Linked DNA regions of Homo sapiens: region 1 is linked to region 2. A link is an interaction called in ENCODE POLR2A ChIA-PET data of the cell type or tissue named here. Cell type or tissue: A673. All regions are shown on one strand. Links, peaks and the distances in the headings refer to the core of each region. The heading gives the core; the rest is flanking DNA.

Evidence for each region. Peaks named below come from ENCODE experiments on the same cell type or tissue, not always from the same donor. Only the 100,000 strongest peaks of a DNase experiment are listed, where the experiment ranks them.
Region 1: POLR2A ChIA-PET joins it to region 2 with 11 read pairs; 2 of 35 experiments call an interaction of 5 or more read pairs at or near these places.

Annotation. Positions count from the first base shown.
Region 1 is chr19:2,985,200-2,995,725 of GRCh38, forward strand. TLE6 (TLE family member 6, subcortical maternal complex member) reads left to right here. Exons shown (of 17, transcript NM_001143986.2): 6 at 1,630-1,692; 7 at 1,784-2,039; 8 at 2,157-2,173; 9 at 2,525-2,591; 10 at 2,699-2,775; 11 at 2,892-2,929; 12 at 3,862-4,114; 13 at 4,336-4,586; 14 at 6,644-6,785; 15 at 8,233-8,383; 16 at 8,820-8,896; 17 at 9,701-9,980. The coding sequence ends at 9,805. Among named protein-coding and RNA genes, the nearest start is that of TLE6, 13 kb to the left of the region's middle. In A673, for the core only: no CTCF peak of the experiment used is centred there; a DNase peak (open chromatin) is centred at 7,952; H3K27me3 peaks cover 324 bases.
Region 2 is chr19:2,628,349-2,638,874 of GRCh38, forward strand. All of the region lies in intron 2 of GNG7 (G protein subunit gamma 7), which reads right to left. It overlaps MIR7850 (microRNA 7850), which reads left to right and starts at 2,367; the gene lies at 2,367-2,445. RefSeq lists an enhancer at 5,535-5,674. In A673, for the core only: CTCF peaks have their summits at 8,799 (motif pointing left) and 9,002 (motif pointing left); DNase peaks (open chromatin) are centred at 3,233, 5,093 and 8,813; H3K27me3 peaks cover 1,258 bases.

The DNA.
Region 1 (10,526 bases), core at 1,738-9,737, 360 kb after region 2:
AGGTGGTGCCATTGCACTCCAGCCTGGGCGACAGAGCAAGACTGTCTCAAAAGAGAAAAAAAAATTACCACTGACTTGTTTCTATCAATTCTCCCCAGCAGGTAACCCTCAGTTTCTTAGTATCTTTCCAAAGTTTAAGCAAATTAAAACGTCTTCCTCACCTAGGGAGACCTAGGTATGCTGTTTTGCTGCTTGAAGCCTTTTTTTTTTTTTTTTTTTTTGAGACAAGTCTCGCTCTGTCACCCAGGCTGGAGTGCGGTGGCATCATCTCGCATCTGGGCTCACTGCAAGCTCCGCCTCCTGGGTTCAAGCCATTCTCCTGCCTCAGCCTCCCGAGTAGCTGGGACTACAGGCACCTGCCACCATGCCTGGCTAATTTTTTTTTTTTTTTTTGTATTTTTAGTAGAGATGGAGTTTCACCATGTTAGCCAGGATGGTCTCAATCTCCTGACCTCATGATCCGCCCGCCTCGGCCTCCCAGAGTGCTGGGATTACAGGCGTGAGCCACCGCACCCGGCCTGCTTGAAGTCATTTGAAGCAAAGTGTGGTGGTGGTCAGGTTTTCTTTTTAAAACATCCCAAAAAGAGTAGCTGGGGCCAGGTGTGGTGGCTCACACCTGTAATCCCAGCACTTTGGGAGGCCAAGGCAGGAGAATCATCTTAGGTCAAGAGTTCAAGACCAGCCCGGCCAACATGGTGAAACCCTGTCTCCACCAAAAATACAAAAATCAGTCTGTGTAGTGGCACACGCCTGTAATCCAGCTACTTGGGAGGCTGAGGCAGGAGAATTGCTTGAACCCAGGAGGCGGAGGTTGCAGTGAGCCGAGATCACATCACTGCACTCCTGCCTGGGCCACAGCGTGAGACTGTCTCAAAAAAAAAAAAAAAAAAAAAAAAAAAAAAAAAAAAAAAGATATATGCCAGGTGCGATAGGCCGGATGCGGTGGCTTAAACCTGTTATCCCAGCACTTTGGGAGGCACACGTGGGAGGATAGTTTGAGGCCAGGAATTCAAGACCAGCCTGGCCAACATAATGAGACTCCCATTTCTACAAAAAGTGTATTTAAATTAGCTGAGCGTGGTGGTGCATACCTGTAACCCCAGCTACTCAGGAGGCTGAGATGGGAGGATCACTTGAGCCTGGGAGGTTGAGGGTGCAGTGAGCTGTAATCGCACCACTGCACTCCAGCCTGGGTGTCAGAGTGAGATCTTATCTGCAAAAAAGTAGATGAAGGCTGGGGGTGGTGGCTTATGCCTATAATCCCAGCACTTTGGGAGGCTGAGGTGGGCAGATCACCTGAGGTCAGGAGTTGGAGACCAGCCTGGCCAACATGGTGAAACCCCATCTTTACTAAAAATACAAAAATTAGCTGGGTGTGGTGGTGTGCACCTGTAATCCCAGCTACTCAGGAGGCTGAGGCAGGAGAACCACTTGAACCTGGGAGGCGGAGGTTGCAGTGAGCCGAGATTGCACCACTGCACTCCAGCTTGGGTGACAGAGTGAGACTCTGTCTCAAAAAAACAAGTAGATTGATATACCTTCTTCTACAGGTGGGGATAATCATGCTGTAGGATTGCAAACCCTTAACTGCAACAACATTTAACTGTTTTGCTGCCAACCTCCTTCTAGATAGGAAACGTCTTACAGATTGTGGAGAGCTGCAGCCAACTCCAGGGTTTCCAGTCTGAGGAGGTGAGTTTCTGGGTCTTCAAGGAGGGGAGGGGACAGGCTTGGGTGAAGGCTCATCCTCAAAGCTCTCACTGCCTTGTTCCTGCCGGGCCAGGTCTCACCTGCTGAACCAGCCAGCCCTGGGACGCCCCAGCAGGTGAAGGACAAGACCCTGCAGGAGTCGAGCTTTGAGGACATCATGGCCACCAGGTCCTCCGACTGGCTCCGGCGGCCTTTGGGGGAGGACAATCAGCCGGAGACCCAGCTGTTCTGGGACAAGGAGCCTTGGTTTTGGCACGACACTCTGACCGAGCAACTCTGGCGGATTTTTGCCGGCGTCCACGATGAGAAGGCAAAGCCCAGAGACAGACGTGAGTGTCCCTGAGGGTGAGGGGGAAGGGGCAGCCACAGGCTGCGTCTCAGGGGCTGTGCAGTGAACCCTGCTGTTCTCTCTGTCCCCCTCCTCCTCTCCGTTGTCATGGTGACAGAGCAGGCACCAGGCCTGGTGAGTAAACAACCTCAGCTCTATCCAGAGGGGTGGGCTTCCGGGCAGGCGGTTGGGCTCCCCCAGGTCAGGGCACTGGGGTTCCTGTGGGATTTGTCTTCCTTCCATCCTGCCCCTCGGGTCCCCCGGGGGGGACTTGGGTGATCCAGGAGGCTATACTGGAGTAGCCCAGGACCCACAGCCCAGGGCTTCCAGGACCCTATACCCTGACTCTCTCTCTGCAACTCTGCCTGGACCCGCAGACAGGACCCCAGGCAGCTGACAAGCCCTGTGCAAGCTGCCCAGGAATCCGAGGTCTTCTGGTCCTAACAGGCAGGTCAGCAGGCCTGATGAGACTTTTCCATTTTCCAGGGGCAGGAAAGCAAGGCACCAGGATCCTGTGACCCAGGAACAGACCCATGTCCTGAAGATGCCTCCAGTAATCCCAGCGGGCAGGGGCCGACCGACTCCAGGCGGGATGGGGTGGGGGCATCCTGTGCTGAGGAGCCAATGCAAGCCGCTTAGCCCCTCTTGTCTCCCCACTAGCCCCCAGGCCACCTGAGGCCTCCTCCAGTCCCCCTGAGGGTTCCCAAGACAGGAACACAAGTTGGGGTGTGGTCCAGGTGAGACCCAGGCCCGAGCTGGTAGCCCAGCGTGAAGGCTGCCCAGGGTGGGGTAGAGGAGGTGGGCACAGATGTGCGGGGAGGCTGGGGGCAGCTGTGATCTCCCCCGCCTGCAGGAGCCTCCTGGAAGAGCCTCTCGGTTTCTACAGTCCATGTAAGTGTCTGCACTGTTTGCTTTTGGGCGGGGTGAGGGGCAGCGGGAATTCCTTCCTGTCTATACCTCTGTTCCCGACACATAGAGGGGAACAGAGGTGTAAGACTTTCTTCCCCTTTTCCCATCACTACTCTGCCATCCTCTCCAACAGCCGCTGCAGAGGCTGGGTAGAAAAGTGCAGTGTTAGGCCGGGCGCGGTGGCTCACGCCTGTAATCCCAGCACTTTGGGAGGCCGAGGCGGGCAGATCACGAGGTCAGGAGATTGAGAACATCCTGGGTAACACGGTGAAACCCCGTCTCTACTAAAAATACAAAAAAAATTAGCCAGGCGTGGTGGTGGGTGCCTTTAGTCCCAGCTACTCGGGAGGCTGAGGCAGGAGAATGGCGTGAACCCGGGAGGTGGAGGTTGCAGTGAGTTGAGATCGCGCCACTGCACTCCAGCCTGAGTGACAGCAAGACTCCGTCTCAAAAAAAAAGTGCAGTGTTAGGCTCACAGGATCGCCGCCCCAACACTGGGCTCAAGGCATTTGGGGAAGACTTTTTCATGGAAGGGGATGGGGTGTAGCTGTGTTAGAACTGGATGCAGATTGTCCCAACCTTGTGGAGTGATGCTGGGAGAACCCAGGTGGGGCAAAGAAGGCTTTTCTGGGGAAGGAGCATAATAGCTAGGACCATAAAGGATGAATAGGAGTTCTTCCTCCTGGGGCAAAGCAGTCTAGGAAGAAGGCAGAAGTATGTGGAGGGCTGTGGCAAAGGGACAATACTTGAAGGAATATGAGCAGGACATTGAGGGGAGTCTAGAGGGTAAAACAAGGCCTGAGAGAGGGACCCCAAAATCTGAAAAAGAAGCCCCTCTAGGCCTTGATGTGTGGCTCCCACTGGGCAAAGGGGCTCACAAGCAGGTCAGTTACCCCAAGGCCTCCCCTCCCAAGATCCTGGGACCCTGAGGACTTTGAAGATGCATGGAAGAGGCCAGATGCCTTGCCCGGGCAGTCAAAGAGACTCGCCGTCCCGTGCAAACTGGAAAAGATGCGGATCTTGGCACACGGGGAGCTCGTGCTCGCCACGGCCATCAGCAGCTTCACGCGGCACGTGTTCACCTGTGGCAGAAGAGGCATCAAGGTGTGGAGCCTGACTGGACAGGTGGCTGAGGACAGGTTCCCTGAGAGCCACCTGCCTATACAGGTGAGGACGGCCTTGGTTTCCAGGGATGCAGGGCTTCTGGGAACAGGGGGTTTGAGGTTTGAGTCTGGCAGAGCCCAGATCGTGGAGAGAGGGCTTCCAGGGAAAAGGGGCATAATAGCTAGGAACCTAAAGGATGAATAGGAGTTCGCTCTCATGAGGCAAAGCAGTCCAGGCAGAATGCCACGGGGGGCGACAGCTCACAGTGACTCTGCCCATCCCAGACCCCTGGGGCCTTCCTGCGCACCTGCCTGCTGTCCTCAAACAGCAGGAGCCTGCTCACCGGTGGCTACAACCTGGCCAGCGTGAGCGTGTGGGACCTGGCGGCGCCCTCCCTGCATGTGAAGGAGCAGTTGCCCTGTGCAGGTCTCAACTGCCAGGCCCTGGATGCCAACCTGGATGCCAACCTGGCCTTCGCCAGCTTCACCAGTGGTGTGGTCAGGATCTGGGACCTGCGGGATCAGAGTGTGGTCAGGTGCGTTTGGGGGGTGGGAAGGGGAAGCATCCTGTGCCAGCCTCCTGTGGCCACCTCTGCCCACCTTACTGCTACCACCTCTGCCCGCCTTCCTGCCACCTCCTGAACCTGGGATATAGCACTCTCCCAGCCAAAACCCCTTGCCCCCTTGAACTTGGATTTGAGAAAGTTTAGAGGTGCGGACTTGAATCTTGGCTGGACTGCGTTCCTTGCAGCCCAGGGCATTTTACTTTTTGTCTGCCTCAGTTTCCCCACCTGGACACAGGATGTGACAGCCCCAAACTCAAAGGCTTGTTAGAGGGCAAATTTGTTGTAAAAATATAAAACAGCAGGCCAGGCCTGGTGCCTCAAACATGTAAACCCAGCACTTTGGGAGGTCAAGACGGGACAAATGCTTAAGCCCAGGAATTCGAGATTAACCTGGGTAATGAATAAAACGAATTTATTCTATTTTTATTAAATAGAATAAATTTTATTTAATAAAAATTAAATAGAATTTTTATATAGTCTATTTAAAAATATGTATATATAAATTGGCCGGGCGCAGTGGCTCACGCCTGTACTCCCAGCAGTTAGGGAGGCCGAGGCAGGCAGATCCACGAGGTCAGGAGATCAAGACCATTCTAGCTGACACGGTGAAACCCTGTCTCTACTAAAACTACAAAAAAATTAGCCAGGCGCGGTGGTGGGTACCTGTAGTCCCAGCTACTCGGGAGGCTGAGGCAGGAGAATCCCTTGAACCCGGGAGGCGGAGCTTGCGGTGAGCCGAGATCTGTGCCACTGCGTTCCCAGCCTGGGCGACAGAGCAAGACTCTGTCTCAAAAAAGAAAAAAAAATACACACATATATAAATAAATATATATATAAATACATAAATATATACATAAATATATACATAAATATATACATAAATATATACATATATAAAAAACAGTCTGGGTGCGGTGTCTCACACCTGTAATCCCAGCACTTTGGGAGGCCGAGGTGGGTGGATCACTTGAGGCCAGGAGCTCAAGACCAGCCTGGCCAACATGGCGAAACCCCCTCTCTACTAAAAAATATGAAAATTAGCCGGCGTGGTGGCACATGCCTGTAATCCCAGCTACCCCGGAGGCTGAGGCAGGAGAATCGCTTGAGAAGCGGAGTTTGTGGTGAGCCAAGATGGTGCCACTGCACTCCAGCCTGGGTCACAGAGTGAGACTCTGACTCAAAAAAAAATTTTACATACATACATACATACATACATACATACATACATATATGTATACACACACACATATTAAATATATGTAAATAGGCTGGGCATGGTGGCTCATGCCTGTAATCCCAGCACTTTGGGAAGCCGAGGCGGGCAGATCACCTGAGGTCGGGAGTTTGAGACCAGGCTAACATGGAGATACCCCATCTCTACTAAAAATACAAAATTAGTCAGGCGTGGTGGCCCATGCCTGTAATGCCAGCTACTCGGGAGGCTGAGGCAGGAGAATCGCTTGAACCCAGGAGGCAGAGGTTGCAGTGAGCTGAGATCGTGCTGCTGCACTCCAGCCTGGGCAACAAAACGAGACTCCATTTCAAAAAAAAAAAAAATACGTATATATATATATATATATACACACACACACACACACACACACACACACATATATATAATATATGTATTTATAACATATAAGATATCTATCAGCATATGTTTGCAGGAAGCAATGGCTGACGTAAAATACAGCACACCACCCGCCCGGCACTATTCCCCTTCCCTGCTTGAAGGGATTCCTGTAGACCTGCCTCAGAGCTCGGGTGGACTCAGGGTGGAAGAGGCAAGGGGAGGCCTAGGTGAGGCCAAGGGGAGGCCCAGGCGGACGGAGAAGGGAGGCTGAGGGCTGGGAGGGGCCGGCACTAGATCCTGTGTCTGTTTTCTGCCAACTTTGACACTCTGTGCAGGCAGAGATTTTTGGGTGGTGGCACTGTCCCTTTCATGCCCAAATGTAGTGACTGGTGTTTCCGGGGGCCCAAACCTCAGAGTCTTGACCTGATTGCCTCCCGATGTCCCTTCTGGCCAGGGACCTCAAGGGTTATCCTGATGGAGTCAAGAGTATCGTGGTCAAGGGCTACAACATCTGGACTGGGGGTCCGGATGCCTGTCTGCGGTGCTGGGACCAGAGGACCATCATGAAACCTCTGGAGTACCAATTCAAGTCTCAGGTGCGGAGGCCGGGATGGGGTCTGCTTGGCCAGGCATCCTCTGGTCCTCAGATTAAAAAATGAGGTTGAGGCCGGGCTCCGTGGCTCACGCCTATAATCCTAGCACTTTGGGAGGCCAAGGTGGGTGGATCACCTGAGGTCAGGAGTTTGAGACCAGCGTGGCCAACATAGTGAAACCCCATCTCCACTAAAAATACAAAAATCAGAGCTGGGCGCAGAGGCTCACACCTGTAATCCCAGCACTTTTGGAGGCCGAGGAGGGCAAATCACCTGAGGTCGGGAGTTCAAGACGAGCCTGACCAACATGGTGAAACCCCGTCTCTACTAAAAATACAAAATTGGCCAGGCATGGTGGCACATGCCTATAATCCCAGCTAGTCGGGAGGCTGAGGCAGGAGAATCGCTTAAACCCGGGAGGTGGAGGTTGTGGTGAGCCGAGATCGTGCCATTGCACTCCAGGCTGCGCAATAAGAGCGAAACTCTGTCTCAAAAACAAATGAGGTTGGCCAGGCACAGTGGCGTATGCCTGCAATCCCACCACTTTGGGAGGCAGAAGTGGGAGGAAGACTTGAGCCCAGGAGTTTGAGACCAGCCTGGGCAACATAGTGAGACCCTGTTTCTACAAAAAATAAAAATAAAAATTAGCTGAGCATGGTGGCACGTACCTGGGGTCGCAGCTAGTTGGGAGGCTGAGGTGAGAGAATGGCTTGAGCCCGGGGAGGCTGAGGCCACAGTGAACTGTGATCATACCAGTGACTGTAGTCCAGCCTGGGTGACAGAGTGAGACCCTGTCTCAAAAAAAAAAAAAAGGGGGGGAGGCGGGTGGGGGGGGGGGAGGATGAACTCTGGGAAGGAAAAAAGGTAGTGGTTCTAAGTCTCACTGATGCTCCAAACACAGAGATCATTAGAAATATTCTTTGCAGGCCGGGCGCAGTGTCTCACGCCTGTAATCCCAGCCCTTTGGGAGGCCAAGGCGGGTGGATCATTTGAGGTCAGAAGTTCAAGAACAGCCTGACCAACATGGTGAAACCCCGTCTCTACTAAAAAAAAAAAAAAAAAAAAAAAAAAACAGAATAATTAGCCAGGCATGGTGGCGCATGCCTGTAGTCCCAGCTACTCAAGAGGCTGAGGCGGGAGAATCGCTTAAACCCCAGGAGGCAGACGTTGTCGTAAGCCGAGATCGTACCATTGTACTCCAGCCCGGCAACAGAGCGAGACTCCGTCTCAAAATAAACACTCATGCTGTATCAGGTGCAAAGTAGGGAAGACTCTCCATTTTACACACCAACAAACTGAGGCACAGATACGAAGTTGCTTGTCCCAGGGCTGCACAGCTAGGAAGGGGTCAGTCACCCGGCCTCCAGGATAGGTCCCCAGGCTCCTGCCTGCTTCCTGGGCCAGGCTGGGACCTAACCAGGTTCCTCCCTCCCCACTGCCCATTACCTAGATAATGAGCCTGTCCCACAGCCCCCAGGAGGACTGGGTGCTGCTGGGCATGGCCAATGGCCAGCAGTGGCTGCAAAGCACCAGCGGGAGCCAGCGGCACATGGTGGGGCAAAAAGACAGCGTCATCCTGAGCGTCAAGTTCTCCCCCTTTGGTAAGCGGCTGGCGGAAGATGAGGGGACTCCCCTGCAGCCCCCAGCCTCCCACAAGACCCCACCTAATGCCAGCTCCCCACCCAACCCTCTAGGACACCTCAGAACCCTTCTGTAGCAGAAACCAATTTTGGGGATGCTCTTATAGTGGAATGAGGGAGGGAAGGGGGTGGGTGCCTGGGCCCTTCCTCCCCACCCGCCCCACCGGCGCGGTCCGCCTCCGCCCTTCCCCCTTCAGCCACTGGTGTCCCCATGAGCCCGGGGAGGCTGAGGCCACAGTGAACTGTGATCATACCACTGACTGTAGTCCAGCCTGGGTGACAGAGTGAGACCCTGTCTCAAAAAAAAAAAAAAAAAAAAAAGGTGGGTGGGGAGGATGAACTCTGGGAAGGAAAAAGGTAGTGGTTCTAAGTCTCGCTGATGCTCCATTTCTCCCAGGCCAGTGGTGGGCAAGCGTTGGAATGGACGACTTCCTTGGCGTCTACAGCATGCCGGCGGGGACAAAAGTGTTCGAGGTACTGCGGTGGGCTGGGGGCAGGACCCGGGGGTGGCCCCAAAGGGACCAGCCTGGGCAACACAGCAAGACCCTGTCTCCACAAAAAACTTAAAAAGTAGCCAGGTGTGGTGGCTCACGGCTTTAATCCCAGCATTTTGGGAGGCTGAGGCAGGAAGATCTCTTAAGTGTAGGAGTTCGAGACCAGCCTGGCCAACATAGTGAGACCCCATCTCTACAAAAAATAATTAGCTGAGCCGGGTGCGGTGGCTCACGCCTGTAATCCCAGCACTTTGGGAGGCCGAGACGGGCAGATCATGAGGTCAGGAGATCAAGACCATCCTGGCTAACACGGTGAATCCCTGTCTCTACTAAAAATACAAAAAATTAGTTGGGCGTGGTGGTGGGCGCCTGTAGTCCCAGCTACTTGGGAGGCTGAGGCAGGAGAATGGCGTGAGCCAGGGAGGCGGAGCTTGCAGTGAGCCAAGATTGTGCCACTGCACTCCAGCCTGGGTGACAGAGACTCCATCTAAAAAAATAATAATAATAATTAAAAACACTTTTAAAATTAAAAATAATAATTAGCTGAGTGTGGTGGTGCACACCTGCGGTCCCAGCTACTTGGGAGGCTGAGGCAGGAAGATTGTGTGAGTCCAGGAGGTCGAGGCTGCAGCAAGCTGAGATTGCACCACTGCACTCCAGCCTGGGCAACAGAGCAAGACCCTGTCTTTCTTTGAAGAGACGATGCTTCATGCTTGAGCTGACAGGTGGAGACCAGGGGTGTGTGAGCCCTACCCCAGCTCACTGCCCACTGCCCCCCCTCCAGGTGCCTGAGATGTCTCCAGTCACGTGCTGTGACGTCTCTTCCAACAACCGCCTCGTTGTCACAGGCTCCGGGGAGCACGCCTCCGTGTACCAGATCACCTACTGAGGGGCCTCGCTGCTGTCATCCCACTCCGGCTCCTCTTTTCATCCCCCCCCTTCCCCCCCCCCAACAAGGGGGACATGGTGGAGGGAAGCGGGAAGGCTCTTCTGTGGCATCGCACGATCTAGTCTGTGGTGTAGACTGGTCGCCATCACGTGTAATAAAGCACCCGGGAAAGGCAGAGTGTGGACGCGTCCTGTCCTCTGAAGGGAAAGGGGCCTTCCCATCCCGTCCCTGCTCAACTTGTGGAAATCTGGAAGGACTTCGTCCAGCCTGGTGGCTCTAAGCCTTTTTTTTTTTTTTTTTTTTTTTTTCTGAGGCAGGGTCTCACTTTGTTATGCAGGCTGGAGTGCAGTGGTGCCATCACGACTCCCTGCAGCCTCTCCAACTCCTGGGCTCAAGCCATCCTCCTGCCTCAGCCTCTTGAGTAGTTGAGACTACATATATGTACCACCGTGCTCGGCTAGTTTAATTTTTTTGTAGATGCTGGGTGTGGTGGCTCACACCTGTAATTCCAGCACTTTGAGGTCGGGGGTTTGAGACTAACACAGTGAAACCCCATCTCTACTAAAAATACAAAAATTAGCTGGGCATGGTGGCACGTGCCTGTAATCCCAGCTACTAAGGAGGCAGAGGCAGGAGAATCTCTTGAACCCGGGAGGTAGAGGTTGCAGTGAGCCAAGATCGTGCCACTGTACTCCAACCTGGCAACGGAGCGAGACTCTGT
Region 2 (10,526 bases), core at 1,687-9,686:
CCCTGTTTACCTACTGGCTGTTGGATGTGAGTGCTCTGAGCCCCTAGAGGCTACTCTCAGGTGTCTGCCACATGGACCCTCCACAGGCAGCTCACGACATAGCTGTTTGCTTTCTTTAAGGCAAGAAACCCCTTCCCTTTCTCTCTTTCTTTCAACTGTGGTGTGTGTGTGTGTGTGTATATATATATATAACATAAGACGGATCATCTTAACCACGTTTATGTGTACGGTTCAGTGATGTTAAGTATACTCACACTGCTGTGCAATGGCTCTCCAGAACCTTCCATCTTGTAAAACTGAGACACTGTATCCACTGAACAACAGCTCCCCTCTTCCCTCCCCCAGCCCCTAGCACCCACCATTCTCCCTTCTGTCTCTCTGAATTTGACACCTCGGGATGTGCTTCTGGTCTCTTTTATGGGCTCACCTGATGAGGTCAGGCCCACCCAGGATGTCTCCTTTTTGATGAGCTCAGGTCAACTGACTAGGAATCTTCGTCGCATCTGCAAAATCCCTTTACCGAACACACGACCTAACTGCATTAACCTAACCACTGGAGTGACACCCCATCGTATTCGCAGGTCCAGCCCATCCTCAAGTGCAGGGGATTAGATAAGATGTGGGCACCAGGCGGTGGGGGTCTTGGGCGCCATCTTGGAATTCTGCCTAGGACTGTAGCTGTAAAAGACATGGTGGCCATTGCTGCTGTAGGTGCCATTAGTAGGAAACACACACAAAGTGGCCCCCAAGGAGCACGTACTATGCATCAGGCTCTGTGCAAGGCACAGAGAAAACAGCAAAGAACTTTGGGGAAAGTTGAAGACTTGAGGTGAACAACTGGATATCTTAGTAGGTCTCTCTGAAGGTTGAGCAAATGGATAGGGGATATTGGGAGATGGGTTATGTCCCTTGGAAAGAACTCCAAATGTCCCTTTCAATAACTTTCCACTCTACCAGTCATCTCCTCCTTCCAGAAATTCTCAGGAGGCAGCGCTTGGTGGCTCTTCTGCAGATGCCAGGATGGTGACGGTGACAGCAGGCCACGCTCTTGTGTTTAGAATAGGAGGTCCCCAAGGACACAGAGTCACAGACGGGTCAGGTAAGTTGCCTGGGCGCCCACACGAATAGGAGGTGCTTCTGGATTTGAAACAAGTCTTCTAGTGCTAGGAGCCCCAGAACACACCTAGTGCCACCCCCTCCCCACGACAAAGCCCACCAGAAGGGCTGGCTGCCTAAAGAGGTAGTGGACAAGACCTCACAGACTCACAGACTAGTGGGAGAAGACAGAAGAGCGTAGCCCTGAACGCAGTGTGGGGGCACACGGTGATTGGAACCTGGCACCCACATCAACGGTCAAAGTCTAGATGGTTTTGTTTGGTTGTACTCCCGCCTCCCTCTGACCCCATGCCCACGAGTAAGAGGAGCTCCGTCCACATTTATGGACACTTAATGTTCCTGCACACCCATAAATAAGGTGAAGCCGAGTCTGCATGTGTGCGAAAGGGCACAGAGCTTTGCACATACATGGTGCCAGGGTCCATTTCCTGGTTTTGTACTATGGTTACGTAAGATGTCACCACTGGGGGAAACTGTGAAGATACATGTGATGTTTTTTGCTCTGTGTGATTTTTGCAACTTCCTCTGAATCTGTAATGATTTCAAAATAAAGGTTGTTTTTTTTTTTTAATAAGTGGAGACACATTTAGGTGTAACTGGGACACAGCCTGCCACCTACTTTCCAAATGCCTCCTTTCTCCCAATAACCCCCACCCTCTCCCCAAAGACCTGGCAGTACTCCTGCAAGAGGAAGGGATGGACGCCAGAAAAAGGGAGTGAAGGTCCTGCTGATTCGGTCCTGGCTGAGGCCGAACGCAGGCCCCCCCTTCCCTTTGCCACCAAGAGGAGTCTAAGATCTCCCTGGAGAACATATCTTGTAGAACCCCCTCCCCTTGAGTGTGGGCAGGGCCCGTGGACATGATGAGATATCACTCCCCTGATTAGGTTGCTTTTCAGGAAAGAAGGGATTTTGAAGAGGTAAATAAGGTCCTAAATCAGTTGACCTTGAGTTCACTGAAAGGGCGATTATCCTAGGTGGGCCTGGTCTAATCAGGTGACCCTTTAAAAGGGATTGGGCCTTTCCTGAAATGAGAGCCTGGAAGCATGAGGGGCCTATGGAGAAGGCCAAGTGGCCTGAGAGTGGCCTCAAAGAGCTGAGAGTTGCCCCCTCCTGACAGCTAACAACGCAACAGAAACAGTCTATCAACCACAAAGAACTGAATTCTGAATGAGCCTGGAATGAGCTTGGAAGGGGATCCGTCACCACACAAACCTTCGGATGAGAATGCAGCCCTGGCTCACATCTCCGAGGTCAGAAGTTTGGACATAGTGTGGCTGGGTCCTCTGTGCAGGGTCTTACCCAGCCACACTACATCCAAACTTCTGACCTATGGAACCATGAGATAATAAATGGGTGTCACTCTAAGCTACTGCATTCATGGTAGTTGTTACGCAGCCATAGCTAGCTAATACACTCTTTATGTGCTGCAGACTAGAGCATTCTGGGATTTTATGGTCAGCTTTCAAACTTATTCATACACAAGGGTTTGGACATCATGTCCCTCCACAATCAGCCAAGCAACTCAGCAGTTTCCTCCTGAGTATGTCTGAGTATATCATCAAAAAGGTCTAATGACTATGACATTATCTGATTGTCTCAACAGCACTGTGTGGGGCTGAGGAGGCATAGCAGGCATGAAGACCAGAGGAAGAATGGTGCATTTAGTATTAGACAGCTTGACATGCATTAACCCCTTGAGAGGCAGGCACTGCCTATTCTCCCCCCTTTCACAGACGAGGGCATTGAGGTTCAGAAAAGCACAGAGATGGCCCAGGGTCACAGAGCCAGTAGGTGGCAGAGTTGGGAGCCCAAGCCCTAAACTGCTGGTTATGTCACCTCATGAAGCCACTTAACCTCGCTAGGTCTCAGCATCCTTATCTGTCCAGTGACGATCATTCTTTCCTCACGAGTGGTTATGAGATGAAATCAGATAACTCAAGGCCTCTAGGCTGAGGGTCAGCAAACCTTTTCTGCAAAAGGCCACTGAGCTCTGTCCTTGTAGTATGAAAGCAGTCACTGATGACAGGTAAATGAATGTCTGTGGCCGTGTGCCAATAAAACTTTATTCATAAAAACAGGAAGTGGAACAGAGAACTTGGCCCAGGGACCTGCAGTATGTCTGTGGCTGTGTGCCAATAAAACTTTATTTATACAAACAGGGAGTGGAGGGGGGAACTTGGCCCAGGGAGCTGCAGTTTGTCTGTGGCTGTGTGCCAATAAAACTTCATTTATAAAAACAGGAAGTGGAGGGCCAGACTGGGCCTGGGGTGGGGGCACAGCATGTCTGTGGCTGTATGCCAATAAAACTTTATTTATAAAAACAGGAACTAGATGGGGGACTTGGCCTGGGGGCCACAGTTTTCGACCCCGGCTTTAGCAGTTTTTTCCTTCTTTTGCTAACTTCTAAAATGAAGCCGACTGACCCTAGAAGTGCCATTTCTGAAAGAGGAAGAGAGAAAAGGGGTGAAAGGACGTTGAACCAGCCAAGGCAGACTACAGCATTTTCAGGGCGTCTCCCCAAGATCTCCAATAAGGACAACTAGCATCGACTAGGCTAATCCCGTGACGGCCTGTTCTGCGGGGACATCATCACCCTGGTGCTGCCCTCTCCCCCATTCTCTAGAGAAAGGAGCCCCAAAAGAACAGATAAACTCTGCCTCCTAGAAAGGTAAGACTCCTGGCCTGGCGCTGTGTGGGATCATGCCTGTAATCCCAGCACTTTGGGAGGCAGAGGCAGGTGGATCACTTGAGGTCAGGAGTTCGAGACCAGCCTGACCAACATGGTGAAACCCGTCTCTACTAAAAATACAAAAATTAGCCAGGCGTGGTGTCAGGCACCTGTAATCCCAGCTACTTGGGAGGCTGAGGCAGGAGAATTGCTTGAACCCGGGAGGTGGAGGTTGCAGTGAGCCGAGATTATGCTATTGCATTCTAGCCTGGGAGACAAGAGTGAAACTCCATCTCAAAAAAAAAAAAAACAAAAAAACCCAACCTGCTATAAACAAAACTCACACACACACACACACACACACACACACACACACACGCACACAGAAAACAGACTGGGAATTGTAAAAACAGCTGACGAACAGAGACTTTCTACTCTACAGGGAAGTCTCTCACCGTCAGCACTGTGGACATCGGGACTGGATCCATCTCTGGGGTGAGGCTGCCCTGGCACTGCAGGGTGCTGAGCAGAGTCCCTGGCCTCCACCCACTCCCTGCCAGGAGCACCCCTTAGTTACACTGAGCTATGATCGCACCACTGCACTCGCACCTGGGCAACAGAGTGAGACTCTGACTCTAAAATAATAATAATAACAAGAATATAAGAATAATAATTCAGATCCATGTCCGATAAAAATAATAAATAAGTAAAGCTGAGGCTCTAACATGAAGTCATTACGAGGCTCATCCAGCCACAGTGGGCTCTGCACTGGGGCACCCGCCTGGGCCTCTGCCTGGCCCATGTCTGCTCAGGAGCCCTCAGCCCCTTGAACCCTGCTGGTGGGACAGGGGGCCCCTCTACCAGGCCCCTAACTTCTCAACAGACCCCACCTTGGGCCTCCCCAGGCTGCACCTTAACCATCTATGACACGCATCCCCAGGCGGCACCGGGAGTGTCTGCGCAGAGATCCGAGGGTGTTAGCCTGGCAGGGGCCCTGCAGGTGGGTGCTGGTTCACTAAAACGATGAAGCGGATGGGAGGAAAATTAGCATCCAACGGGCCTCATCATTGCTGTCCTGGGCAATGGACTCTGACCCCTGCTGTAGAGGGTCAGAGAGGGTCAAGGTCAAGCCACAGATTGGCAGAGCCATCCTCTCTGGCCTCCACTCGGCTCCCCCATGTCCCCTGCCCCCAGCATCTCATCATATGCGACTGTCACCGCCGTGTGTATTTTGAGTCAAAGGCGGCCAAGGCTCGATGAATCTGCCGATGACCAAGTTGGTGCCTCATCCCTCGTTCTGTGGGAGGCTGACTGTTCAAGCGGTTGCTTAGCAACAGGCGCGCGCGCGCGCGCGCACACACACACACACACACACACACACACACACACACGAGAGGTGGCTGTGGTCTGCACACTGGGCTGGGGTACTCAGATCCCCGGGCTCGGTGGTCGTGGATGTGAGCCTCTCTGGGTATGGAGCCTCAATCAGTAGAGTCAGGTGGTCGCAATAACAGCTCTGAAACGGGGATTCATTGAGAGGACATCGGTGGGCTTGAAAACGGGTGTCTGTTTACCGGGGCTTGAGTGGGAGCTGTAGTAATTCTGTCCAGAAGAGGACAGAAGCCTGCTCTCAACTCACCCGGGAGGCAGGTTCTTCTGCACCGGGCCTTCTCCCCCCGGCACTGTGGGCATTTGGGGCTGAATCATTCTTGGTTGTGGGGCTGCCCCGGGCACTGCAGGGTGCTGAGTGGCACCCCTGACCTCCACCCCATGGCATCCACCAATCGAGGCAGCCACAAATGTCTCCTGGGTGCAAAATTGCCCCGAGTTGAGACCCCCTGGGATAGGGGATTCCACGGACCCCCAAGAGACTCCGCGTCCCATGATCCTCTGCCCTGCTGAGGTCCCCGGAGGCTGCACACATTGAAATCCACACCCTGAGTGAGGAGGGAGAGAGGAGGTGAGTCCCAGGAGCTGGGGGTCCTCCTGGTTTACACCGTCTGCCCCACTGGGCGTTTATGGTGCCTATCATGAGCAGGAAAATAACTCGAATTTTTTTCCCCAAAATAATGAACCCAGAGTTTCTCCCCCTCAGCACTGTGGACATTTGAGGCCCGATTGTTCTCTGGGGTGGGGCCGTCCTGGGCACTGCGGGGTGCTGAGCAGTATCCCTGGCCTCCACCCACTCCATGCCAGGAGCTCCCCCAAGTCGCGAAAACCACAGATGTCCCAGAAATTGCTCAGTGTCCCCGGGGTTGGGGGTGGGGGGCGGCATCACCCAGATGACCCCTGCTATAGAGGGTCAAGGTCATGTCCAAGCTCTCCTACCGCCGGGAAGCACTGCCTTGTCCTGGGCTACAGATGTGGAGGCTGCTGGGTACAGGGAGAGGTTTCTGAGTCCTGGAGACTGTGGCAGAGCCCCTGATTTCGGCACAGCGCCCCGTAATTACTTGCGGGCTGCACACACGTTTTCTCTCGGGGAGGGTGGTAGCAATGAGCTGTGACCTTCCGGGAGCAGAGCGTTTTCAGGCTCTGGCTGTATATCTTGGCAATTCTTTCAGGGGAACAACTTGTCCGCGAAAAGAACTGATAATAACGTGAATTTCAACACGACCAGGACATGCTGAAATCTGGTGACCGACCAGGGGGAAATAAACCCGCTCTGACTGGCCGCGGGGACTGGAGTTTGCTTACCACACAAGAGCCCTTCTCAGGATAAGAGGCTCCAGTAAAGCTCTCAGCAGAAATGTTACCAAAAAAAAAAAACCCTCGCCGGGAGAACAAGGAGCTACCAGAAAAACACACTCGGTGATCTGGAGGTCGCAAAGTTCTTCCGCACTCAGTGAGGCAAGAAGCAAAAAGGCTGAAGAAATGCTTATCCTGGAAGAGGGGTTCTCACCCGGGTTCTGTGGACATCGGAGCCGGATTGTTCTCTGGGGTGGGGTCGTCCTGGGCACTGCAGGCTGCTGAGCAGCGTCCCGGGCCTCCACCCACTCCATGCCAGGGGCACCCCCCAGTCGTGTAACCACAAATATCCCCAGACATTGCCCCAGATGAGTGAGGACAGAGGTGCAGGTGGGTGCAGGTGGGCACAGGTGGGTGCAGGTGCCCCGTGAACCCATCTCCATCTGCACCCTCTGCATCTCCAACCCCACCCCCAGCCCCAGTGTCTCCTAAGGGGTAGAAAGTCTTCAGTGCTGAATGTGAGAGACCCTGCCTTAATTTGAGGGAAAAAAAAGTAATCAAGTCTGTCCCCTGCTCACATCAGACACCACGACAAACTCCCAATGGAGCAGACGGTGTAAGACAGGGGGACCCCAGCTCCTGGGATTTGCCTCTTCTCTCCCTCCTCACTCGGAGTGTGGATTTCAGTGTGTGCAGCCTCCTGGAACCTCAGAGGTCCATATGATCATGGGACACACCTGAGACCCAGGAGGTCTCAACTTGGGGTGATTTTTTTTTTTTTTGAGACGGAGTCTCGCTGTATTGCCCAGGCTGTAGTGCAATGGTGCAATCTCGGCTCACTGCAACCTCTGCCTCCCAGGTTCAATTGATTCTCCTGCCTCAGCCTACGGAGTAGCTGGGATTGCAGGCGCCCGCCACCACACCCAGCTAATTTTTGTATTTTTAGTACAGAGGAGTTTTCACCATGTTGGCCAGGATGGTCTCGAACTCCTGACCTCAAGTGATCCGCCCACCTCAGCCTCCCAAAGTGCTGGGATTACAGGTGTGAGCCACCGTGCCTGGCCAACTTGGGGTGATTCTGTCCCCTAAGGGACACTGAGTGATATTTGGGGACATTTGTGGTTGTCACAACTGGCGGGTGCACCTGGCATGGAGTGGGTGGAGGCCCGGGACGCTGCTCAGCAGCCTGCAGTGCCCAGGACAGCCCCACCCCAGAGAAAAATGTGGCCCCAATGTCTACAGGAGCCAGGGGGAGAGAGACCCTGTGTTATTTGGAAAAAAACAGAGTCTGCTCTCTGCTCACACCGGACACCAGAATAAACTCCCAAAGGGGCAGACAGCATAAATCAGGGTAACTCCAGCTCCTGGGATTCACCTCCTCTCTCCCTCCCACTCAGGGGGTGGATGGAATTCTCCTCTGGCCAAACTGAACCAGCTCTCTACTGCCTTCACTCAGGGGCGCACGAGTCTCTAACTCACAGGCGAGGATCCAGGCCCTCTGCCCGCCAGGACAATGACCCCTCTCTGAGCTGGGGAGTGGCAGCCCCAGGTCCACAGCCAGTTCTCACCCTGAGGAGCATGACATCTGGGAGGGGGGATGACAGGCACCCCAGGGCCTGATGGTGGGGACAAGCCAGGGTCTGATTCCCATGGCAGGATGACCTGCACTCTCCCAGGGCCACCCAGCCCTCCAGGGATGCTTTATGCCTTCCATTCTCTGGTCCGAGCTCTGCTCTGGAGACACCTCTGTGCCCGAGTGTGAGGTGCATTCCCTGACTGCCTTAAGGCCACTCCTGGGGAGCAGAGCCAGTGCCTCCCGCCTCCTGCCACGCACAACACCCAGGGACCGCCTCTGGTTTTGGGCAGAGAGGCTCTGAGTGTGCCCACAGGGGCCCCTAGGGCAGGGGCCAACCATCTGGGTTTGCCTGGGACTTAGGGCTGTCAGTGTTGAACCAGGAAGGTATCAAGCAAACTGCAGTGGGGGTAGTGACAGAGCTTAAAGAGGGGCTCGGGGGTGACTGAAGACATCTGGGATACAGTCAGTATGCACTGCCTGCACCTCCATCCCCACCTGCACCCACCTGAACCCAACTACGCACACCTGCGCCCATCTGCACCTCCGTCCCCACTTGTGCCCACCTGCGCCCACCTGCACTTCCGTCCCCACCTGCACCTCTGTCCCCACCTGCACCTCCAACTCCACTTGTCCTCACCTGCACCCACCTGCACACCCACTGCACCCCCGTCCCTACCTGCACCCCCCGCATCTCCAGCCCCCTGCCGGCTCCAGGCCCGGGGCCAGGAAACTCCGTGGGCCTCCTCTGCCCCCTCGTGGCCGCCAGCGGTAACAGCAGCCCTCTGCAAATCGAGCTTCAGAGGCCCCAGGAACAGGCTCCCCCCGCCCCCGAGCCCGGCCCGTCTTTGCTGTTGTCGTTGTTGTTTTGCCCTGGGGCCTGCAGAAGGATAGGAGCAGGGGATCACGGTGCTGGTTTTGTCATCAGGACAGGCAGCCACGGCCCTCACTTGGCGGCGCACCTGCTCTCCTGGAGAGGCTGCCACCCAGAGGTCAGAGACCCCCGCAGGCGCCTGCACCCCTCACAGCCTCGCTCTCCTCCCCGTCCGTCCTTGTAGGGAGGTGAGTTTCCAAGCTTCCCACCCTGTGCCCGCAGGAGCCAAAGCCGCACTCGCCCAGCCCAGCGCCCAGCAAACAGGAGGTGCTCAATGAATGACTAGCAACATTATTAAAAGATCAGGAAAAGCCCGCATCCCACGCCACCCTTTGTAACAGAGAACCCCTTCAAGGTCAGCCGGCACCACACCTGCTCACCACTAATTCCGTCCCCTCTACTGGGGCCTCCCCTTGCGTGTGTGGACATCAGAGCCTGATGATTCTCTGGGGTGGGGCCGTCCTGGGCACCATAGGGTGCTGAGCAGCGTCCCTGGCCTCCATCCACTCCATGCCAGGAGCATCCCTCCATCATGACAATTACAGATGTCCCCTGGAGGCAGAATCACCCCTGGTTGAGACCCCCCGGGTTAGGGGATTCCACGGACCCCCAAGAGACTCCGCGTCCCATGATCCTCTGCCATGCTGAGGTCCCAGGAGGCTGCACACATTGAAATCCACACCCTGAGTTGGGAGGGAGAGAGGAGATGAATCCCAGGAGCTGGGGGTCCCCCTGATTTACACCATCTGCCCCATCGGGAGTTTATTCTGGTGTCCAGTGTGAGCAGGGACTGAAGTCAGTTTTGAAATAATGAATGGGCCGGGTGCGGTGGCTCACGCCTGTCACCCCAGCACTTTGGGAGGCCGAGGCAGGTGGATCACGAGGTCAGGAGTTCAAGACCAGCCTGGCTAACATGGTGAAACCCTGTCTCTACTAAATATACAAAAGTTAGCCGGGCGTGGTGGCATGCACCTGTAATCCCAGCTACTCGGGAGGCCGAGGCAGAGAATTACTTGAGCCTGGGAGGCAGAGGTTGCAGTGAGCTGAGATCATGCCACTGCACTCCAGCCTGGGTGACAGAGCGAGACTCTGTCAGAAAGAGAAAAGAAAAGAAAAGGGGAAGAGAAGGGGATGGGAAGGGAAAGGGGGAGGGGAAGGGGAAGGAGGGGAAGGGGAGGGGGAGGGGAGGGGGAGGGAAAGGGGAGGGGAAGGGGAGGGGAAGGGGAGGGGAGGGGAATGGAAGGGGAGGGGAGGGGAAGGGAAGAGGGAGGGGAGGAGAAGGGAAGGGGGAGGGGAGGGGAAGGGAAGGGAGAAAGAAAGAGTCTCTCCCTCCTGGGCACTGTAGACATTGGGGCTGGATGATTCTCTTGGATGGGGCCATGTTGAGCAGTGTCCCTGACCTCCAACCACTCATGCCAGGAGCACCCCCCAGTCGTGACAACCAGAGACATCCCTAGACATCTCCCAGCATCCCCTGGGGAGGGGAGGGGAGGGGAGGGTTGGGTCAGAATCACCCCTGCTTCCTCCGTGAGCCCCACTAGCATAGTTAAATTTCAAGTAGTTCAGAATTTAAGTGTAAAACATGCAATCGGAACAAAATACAGGTGAT